Linked DNA regions of Homo sapiens: region 2 is linked to region 1. The links are chromatin contacts, found by Hi-C or POLR2A ChIA-PET in ENCODE. All regions are on one chromosome and are shown on one strand. The core of a region is the stretch at or near the end of the contact, and the rest is flanking DNA. Distances in the headings are between cores, read along the strand shown.

Region 1 (4,183 bases), core at 472-2,971:
TATACTACTTCATGAAAATATATTGCCCATATCAAACTAATGCTATTAATGAACTGGCCATAACATTTTAGAGGTGGGAGAGATCCCAAAGATCATTTGGTCTTACTCCTTCATTTTATGGTTTAGTAAATTGAAACCTAAAGAGATTGACTGCTTTGTTCAAAGCTGCAAGGAAAGTGGTTAGAGCTGTGGTTAAACCCAGGTCTTGTTTTAATTTCATGTGTCCCTAGCTCTATAAATCTATGTCATTCTGTTTAGTGTTCACCTTTAGACAGCAGAACCAAAAACCTCACTAATATAGAAAATTAGGTATTTGCAGGTACCAGCAGCAGGGTTCAAAAGAGTAAATTTTTTAGTCTCCTTCCCTTTAGTAAAGTGGATATTTTCAGAAATACAGAATTTTGGGTGTCAAGCTATTTGGATAATCGTTTCTCTAGTTTTCCTCACTCTAGAACCCAACTATGTGATATTGAGGCCTTTATATTACCATTCATTGATGACATAATACTGTCCCTTCTGCGTGCAATTTTGGAAATTTATTCATCTATGCTGCATAATGGTAGCAATTTAATGAACTTGTAACATATTATTTAGCTCATTAAAGTCTTTGCATTTAAACAATGTTGATGCTTTTAAGGTTGTGAAGAAATCTTAGTTTAATGCAGAATTAGTTCTAATACATTCTAGAATTTTATCAGAAAACTTTCATGGCCAGGCAAACTAAAAACACAGTAACAGTAACTCAGGCAATCACACAGACTCATGCATAATTAAATCCTCCTTTTACATTTTTTGGGAGTCTTCTTTGAGAGGATATTTTAAATATTGATGTTGTGCAACTATAATTAATAATAAATATTTGGAGTGCTATTGATGACAGTGGTGGGCCTTCCGGAGCAGCCGCTGCCACCACGCTGGCTGCAGTGGGGAGGCGCAGGCGGTGGTGGCAGGAGCCGCTGCAGGAGCAGCAGTGGCGGTGGTGGGTGTGCCCCACGTCCCCTGTGCCCCGCGTTCCTGAGGCAGCCAACTGCACCACCCTCACCTTCACACAGCGGGGCAGGACCCACTCCCAGGTTTGGGACCTCCACTGGGGCCTCAACCTTGCTCCCGCCACGTCTTGGCAGCCCCCGAGCCCCCAGCTGAAGGCACAACCAGGACTCATGGGGCCGCCTGAGAGCGTCGGGTTTGTTTGTGCAGAGTTTGCAGGGGCTGCTGCGCCGCCTGCACCTTGCCTACCGCTGCTGCAGGCAAAATGCGGAGAGGAGGCTAGCAGACCCTGGAGCCCACCCCTGGGAGACCCCTCGGAGCCTGCCGTCCTGGGAGCCCCCATGGTGGGGCCAGGCCGATTCACCCACTGGCAGGGGAGCAGTACGGTGGGGCATGGAGGGACAGGCAGAGAGGAGCCTGGAGGAGGAGCTGGGCCCGTGGCAATGCTGTGTTCCATGGAGTCGGCAGGAGCCCCGCCTTCCCAGGGACAGCTGTAGCCGCCCAAGTCGTGGCTGTGGACCCAGGCCTCCCTGTGCTCTTGGGGGCCGGGAGCAGGCAGGAGCCCTGCCCTCCCAGGTGCAGCTACAGCCGCCTAGCCGCGGCTGCGGATCCAGGCATCTCCGCACTCTTGGGGGCCAGGAAGGCCCCCCTTTACCCCCGCAGCCTTGGAGGTGTCTGCTCCTGCTGCCTGGCTTCTCCCAGCTCCTGCTGCTCACTCTGATCTCGGAGCAAGGTTGGGGCCAAGCCCAGGTGCTGTTGCAGCCCAGCTGGGTGTGCGCACACTCAGGGCAGCGCTGACACACCAGTCCCCTGCCGCCTCAGCCTCCTCTGGGCTTTGGGCACCGATAAGCCCGTGAGGGAGGCCGCGGCAGGGGCTGAGGGCAGCTTTGCACTGGCCTGCTGGTGCCCCTGGGCCGGAACCGCCTGGGCACCATAAAGGCGGCAGGATCAGACAGGCTCCTGGGAAACAGGCAGGTCCCTGGTGAAGCCCCACCTTCCATCCGGGGAAGGTCTGAAGTCTGGCGGCCGGGCTGCTGGTCCCGTGATCAGAGTGGGAACTTGTGGTGCTTTTTTCGGGCCGTCCATGGCTGCTAATGGACTGACTGGCACACACTTCCTCCCCTCTGAGGCCCATAAAAAGCCACGGACTCAGCCAGACCTGAAGAGACGATGGGACGACCTACCTAAAGAGAAGACCTACCCTTCTCTGCTGAGAGCTGAACACTCATTGGGAAAACCCTGGCTACCTAGAGGAGCTACCTACTGCGGGTCTCCTCTGAGCTGTTCTGTTGTTCAGTAAAGCTCCTCTTTGTCTTGTTCATCCTCCACTTGTCCGTGTACCTCATTCTTCCTGGACACCCAGGACAAGAAATCGGGACCCGTCAAATGGTGGGGCTAAAAGAGCTGTAACACAAACAGGGCTGAAACACGCCTTTTGCTTGCCACGTTGCGGGCAACAAGAAGGAGAGAAGAGAGAAGAAAAGAAGAGCTGCAGCCCGTCAGGGATCCCAGACCTAGGAGCTCCCCGAGCCAGGTCTGTGACACCCTCTTTAGGGCTCTGCAGTTTCTGGCGTCTCCAAGCTTCTGGGTATCACCATGTTCCCTGATGTCAGCTGTGGAAGTTGCTTATGGTACGCCTGGTCTAGCAGCAGCCTTGCGGGGAGCCAGCTCTGGAGCCAGCACCTGGAGCTGCCCACCCTGCTGCAGCTGGAGTGCCTGGCTGCGCACAGTGGCCGGACCCCAAGCTCGCCCACACCTCTTGCTGCTCCACGCCTGACTTGCCCTTGGCAGGTGTGGGATCCAGGCCAGTAGTGCGAGCCAAGGGTAACCTTCCAGGCAGAGTGGGCGGAATGAGCCCAGAGGGCCAGAGCAAAACCCAGCAAAGGTACCACTGGCCACAGAGGTTTCTGGATGGCCAAGTGACACTCCAAGGATCCCATAACGCTATGTGGTATGTATTATAATCACTTTACATACATTCTCCAGTTCATCGAATTCTCACAACATATTTATGAAATGTGTTTTATTATCCATGCCTATTTTAAAGATAAGTAAACTGAGATGTTAAGAGATAAATAACTTGCCCAGGGTCACATATCCAGATGGTAGAATTGGACTTGAATGGAGATGTCTGACTCCAGAGCCCAAATCCTTAACCATCACCCTACACTTTCTCCCTATTCTCATTGGAGAAAATGATAAACCAAAATCTTACTTGATTCATTTTAATGAAACTATAATTTAATAATGAAAGTATAATTTATAATAATGAAACTATAATGAAAGCACTCTGCAAGGATAATGAGTAAACACCTTCAGATGGAAATAGGCCCAAGAGAAGATTCTGTAGCAGATGCTGCTCACCTGATTATGACCTTAGTATTTTGGCTGAAATAGTCAGTGAAGACACACCCTGTCCAGAATCCTGGCTCTAACAATATTTGGAACAGTTGAAAAATATTAATTTTAAAAACTGGAAAAAAGAGATCTATGGAGCATGTAGAACATATAAAAAATAGAATAGTAGAGCAAACTTACATGTGCTCATTATCCAGCTTTAGTAATTATCAGCTCAGGGCCTATTTGGCTTTATGTAGAATCCCATCCACTTCTCCCTACCCTCTCCAGATTATTTCTAAACAAATTAAGCAAATTCACACTTCAAATCTTTTCATGGTGAATAATTCAGCATGAATCTCTAAAAGATAAGAACTCTTGTTTGAAAGCATAACCACAATACCATTATAACTTCTAAAATTTAATAATACCTTAAAATCATCAAACATTGAGTATTAACAGTTTCATGATTATCTCATAGTTCTTTTTTTTTTTAACAGCTTGTTCAACCCTGGATCCAAATATGCTCCAGAAGATAAGTTGGTATGTCCTTTAAATATGTTTTAATAAGAGTTTCCCCTGCCATCCCTCATTTTTAATTCTTATAATTTATTTGATTAAAAAACAGATTGTCTTTTAGAATTCCCCAAATATCAATTTTGCTGATTGTATCCCTGGGGTATCATTTAATATACTCCAATATGATGACTACAAAAAGTTTTTCTTTTTAACTTTACAGTCAATCTTTAGGCATGCCTTCCTTTTGTTCATTTTGTCCTTAAGCATATCTTCAGAAATGTACAATTTTCCACATTTTAAAATCAATGTAGTTTCAATTTACTTTTATCTGATTTTGAGA
Region 2 (4,183 bases), core at 1,253-3,752, 470 kb after region 1:
TTAAAAGGCATTTTTAGCAACTGGTGAAATTTGAATATGGACTGGCTATTAGATAATGCTAAGGAATTATTATTAGTAACTTTTAAAATACGTTGTGTGTTTCCATTAAGGTTGTAATCTTGCTAGCAGAAATTGTGTGCAAAACAGGTATTCGGTAGATGTTGTTGATGCTGATGTTGAATTGTAGTATTTGAAATTTAGGCTGAAGGTCAAGAAGCATTGGGAAATAATTTGTACCTTTTCAGAATTACTGAATTTTAGAGTTGGAAATGACAAGAGGAGGTATCTAGTCAAAATAAATTTATCTTAAGCATGAGGAAAAGGACACATAGCTAGACAGTGGTGGGGCTGGTCTAGAATGCAGGTTTCTGTGCTGAGGCCCAGATTATACCTCCTTCAGTGTAGCTTACATGGAGGCTCTTATAGCTTCAAAGCCCTCTGTAGCTCACAACTCAATTCTTTCTCCTTCCTCATTTAACTTTGTAATCTTGCTCTTCCTCCCAACTCCATTTTCCATCACCAGGCATTTTAATTTATATTCACTTGACAACTTTTACTTTCCTTGGGAAAGCTGCCAAAGGCAATGCTAACTGAGAAGGAGTAATAATGAGAAAAGGAAAAACAAGGCAAAATTAGAATAACAACAACAACCGCTGTTTAAGCTTTCTCTAGATTTATATACCTACTTTATCCTCCTGGCTTTCATGAAGACATTTTTTTTTCTAAGCTCTGTCAATGGACACATAATAGCTTTCTATCAATCATATAGGTCTCAAAGGAAAAAAAAAAAAAAAAAGGTTTTAAGCCGTTGGCACACAAAGAACCAGTGCTGCCGAAATACCTCTCCCTTTCCATTCCTTTTTTCCATCCTTTATCTGCTCTTTTCAACAGCCTGTATGAAGGCCAAAAATCAAAATATTATTTTGATAAGGCTTTTAGTAATAAATTGCTTTTTAAACTATGCACATGTATTACTTTAAAAATGCTACGTTTTAGAAAGCTGAATTATAATTATCCAGTATTCTATTTAGCACCAAATGGAAAAATTAAAAACTCAGCTTGAATGCTTCTGAATTTATAAGATAAGCCAGGCAACCCTAATACAAGTGTGGACAGATAACTTAATCTCAGCAATAAGTTGTACCAATATATCAAATACTTTAAAGAAGGATAAACATATAAATACAAATGAGTAGACATATGGGATTTAGTAAGTACAAACTAAGTAGAGAAATGTGTGTTTCTGGGGCCGATTACAAAGGAATTACAGCTATCTTTTCCTAAGTTCCTCTATCATGTTATACACTTACACTACACATACATTATCACTAATCCTCACAACAAGCCTAAGGAAGACTGCCCATATTTTATAAGTGAGTAAGAGGTAGGACCAGAATTTTAATATGAAGCTGTCTGACTCCCCGTTCATCTTCTTTCCACTATAACATAAAAATACATATTCAATTTAAATTTAGGATGGGAAAAGTTATGCTCTTTGCTCTTATTCTAATAGCAGATCATTTTCATTTTTTACTTGAAATTTTTTTTTCTTTTTTTAATAACAGAGACGGGATCTCACTGTGTTACCTAGCTGGTCTCAAACTCCTGGGCTCAAGCGATCCTCCTGCCTCGACCTCCCAAAGTGCTGGGATTACAGACATGAGCTACCTTGCCCAGCCAGCAGCTCATTTTAACCATGTTCCATGGTCAAGGATGACATTTAGCTAGTAAGCTCTGGTGTGGCATAAGGGCTAAAGGCTGTTCTGATTAATTAGGTATCTGTTCTGCTTGATTTGTGCCCATGCCATACTAATCATTAAATATTTTTAATATTACACCTGTCCATGGCACAGAACTTTCAGAGTTTTCAATCAAATACTTATTCAGACACTTGAAATAATCCAAAACCACTTCTTATGACATATTTTCCATACCTATAGGTATCACAGGTCTACTTCTATGCAAAATTCGACTGGTCTTCTCTCTAAGTAATAACATGCCAAGAGTCCCAGCTTTTATACTAGAAGCCTAAGCTTTGCCATATTTATATATATCAAAGCATGGGGCGCATCTTTAAATCAGCAGTACAAAATTACTATACTCTAGGTTTTTGCCAGCAAGTCCAACCTTGAAATGATTTCCTGCTTTTCTGGTCAAGTCAGGCTTGTAGCATTTCATGTTTGGGAAGACAGTCTAACACACAGGATACTACCCACACCTTCCTCAGTTCTTGCTATCATATTACATCACCAGAAAGTAATATATCTGGACATTAGCTTATGTCCTTAGATAAAAATGCCCTACACTGTTTCACACAAAGTTATAATCTTGGATTTTATCAAGATTCAATATAAGAAATGACCATATGGGGAAAAGGAAGCAATAGTATAAATATTTCAAAGACAAATCTAAATGTCATCATAACAAAAGTGTGATTTATTTCTGAGATCTTCTTACTCTAGATTTATTTATAAGTTAGTTACGTTAAAATCAGTTTTTCCCAACCAGCATACATAAGGTGTTGTACAAGCTCCCTCAGCTGGTTAAGATATAGAACTACCAAAACACATGTTCCATTAGGTTGACTGCGTCATCCTCTTCAGAAATTTCTGTAACTGCAGCCTGAGATCGAAGAATAGACGTGATGTCATTAGATAATTTGTCAAAGCCATTCTGTGAACATATATTTGCCACTTCTTGCCACTTTTCTATGGAGCAAAAGGAATCATTTATCATAAGACTTTCTACTGCATCTGTGGGGAAAAAATACAATATTATAGTATGGCACTTATTTGATAATCTATACTTTAGTGATTCTTCAAAAATAGAAAAGGACATAATTTCAACTCAGTTACTGTTAAACTCTACCTGATTCCCCTAAGATTAATGATATAACATGCAGTGCTCAGTCAAGCTCATGGTAAGTACTCGTGTTAGTTCCTTCTCCTCCTCCCTTATCATTAACCTCTTCATGTCTCAATTCAACCCTCTACCACTTCTCACATTTCACATCTCCACTCATCTCCTTCTTGTTAAGGCAGCAGATGTTGAAGGCTATAAGGCAGGAGCTCAGAAAGTGATGAATGTGGGCTCATCCTTATTCACAGAGTCTATAAGGCACCACTAGAAACTATGAAATAACTGTAAACCTATAGGTCAAGTTTTCATGATTTCAAACACTTATATAAATGCCTTAGTGGAGCTAACCCAAGGACTGAAGAAACTCTTTGACAAACTCTTTATCCTGTCTCTAGCTGGAGAACTCTTAATGATGGGGCTTCTATAACAAATATTTTTCTTAAGGAAATAAAATCATTTTGTTTGTTAAAGAAATTTAATATTATTTACTTTTAAAAATATCTTAGTGATCTATCAATTTATGGAACTCATTTCTTATCTATTACCTGCATTACTTATGGTACTTCATAAAAGAGGATCACTTTTTAGAATACTGTCATCACTATAATTTTATTTCTACCATAATTATTATTTTTATATGAAAATATTTTAGTTGATATCTGTAATGATAATTTCAAAATATAAAGTTATCTTCCAAAATATGTTTTCAAGTAATTTAAAATGAAGTTGTCTGTTCAACTTCCTATATTAAATTAATGAAAAGAAAATAAAAGTGAGTTTTAATTATTCTCTCTCTCATTTTTTTTGAGGCAGTGTCTCACCCAGGCTGGAGTGCAGTGGCACAGTCACGGCTCACTGTAGCCTTGAGCTCCCTGGGCTCAGGCGATCCTTCCACCTCATCCTCTCAAGTAGCTGGGACTACAGGTGCATGCCACATGTGGCTAATTTTGGTATCTTTTTCATAGAGACACGGTTTTGCCATGTTGCCCTGGCTGGTCTTGAACTCCTGAGCTCAAGCGATCCACCCGCCTCAGCCCCCCAAAGTGCTGGGATTACAGGGGTGAGCCACTGCACCCAGCCTAATTAGTTATTCTCTAATTCACAGCAGAGTTAGGTTCAGAGTGAATAACATATGTAAATACACATACATTTGGTTTAGGAATTAAAACATATAGTTTATATCTACATAACATTTAAAATACATATAAAAGCTAAATATACACATATGTCAATATATACAAAGTTTTTAGTGTTAGTGATCATAATTATTGTAATATTCCCCTCAAGCTTCATAAAGATACTCCCTTCATTCTAATTCTCTCAA

What was found. Hi-C counts contacts between places; a loop is a spot of excess contacts on that map. ChIA-PET counts read pairs that join two places held with the same protein, here RNA polymerase II (POLR2A). Pooled maps may share reads with other maps.
Region 2: a pooled map shows a loop between it and region 1 (5-fold over the local background). The contact joins two enhancer-like sites. A Hi-C loop is called at or near these places in 2 of 168 maps with a recorded cell type or tissue (CD4-positive, alpha-beta memory T cell and naive thymus-derived CD4-positive, alpha-beta T cell), 3 of 37 single-sample maps with no recorded cell type and 11 of 50 pooled maps. POLR2A ChIA-PET finds 5 or more read pairs at or near these places in 1 of 52 experiments (A673).

Annotation. Positions count from the first base shown.
Region 1 is chr2:54,707,675-54,711,857 of GRCh38, forward strand. No RefSeq gene overlaps it. Among named protein-coding and RNA genes, the nearest start is that of EML6, 14 kb to the right of the region's middle. Within about 2 kb of position 1,722, at least 11 of the 41 ENCODE cell types and tissues checked have a DNase peak (open chromatin) inside an H3K27ac peak, as active enhancers do.
Region 2 is chr2:55,173,234-55,177,416 of GRCh38, forward strand. CLHC1 (clathrin heavy chain linker domain containing 1) reads right to left here. Exons shown (of 13, transcript NM_152385.4): 13 at 1-2,753. The coding sequence ends at 2,557. Among named protein-coding and RNA genes, the nearest start is that of CLHC1, 57 kb to the right of the region's middle. Within about 2 kb of position 2,503, at least 2 of the 41 ENCODE cell types and tissues checked have a DNase peak (open chromatin) inside an H3K27ac peak, as active enhancers do.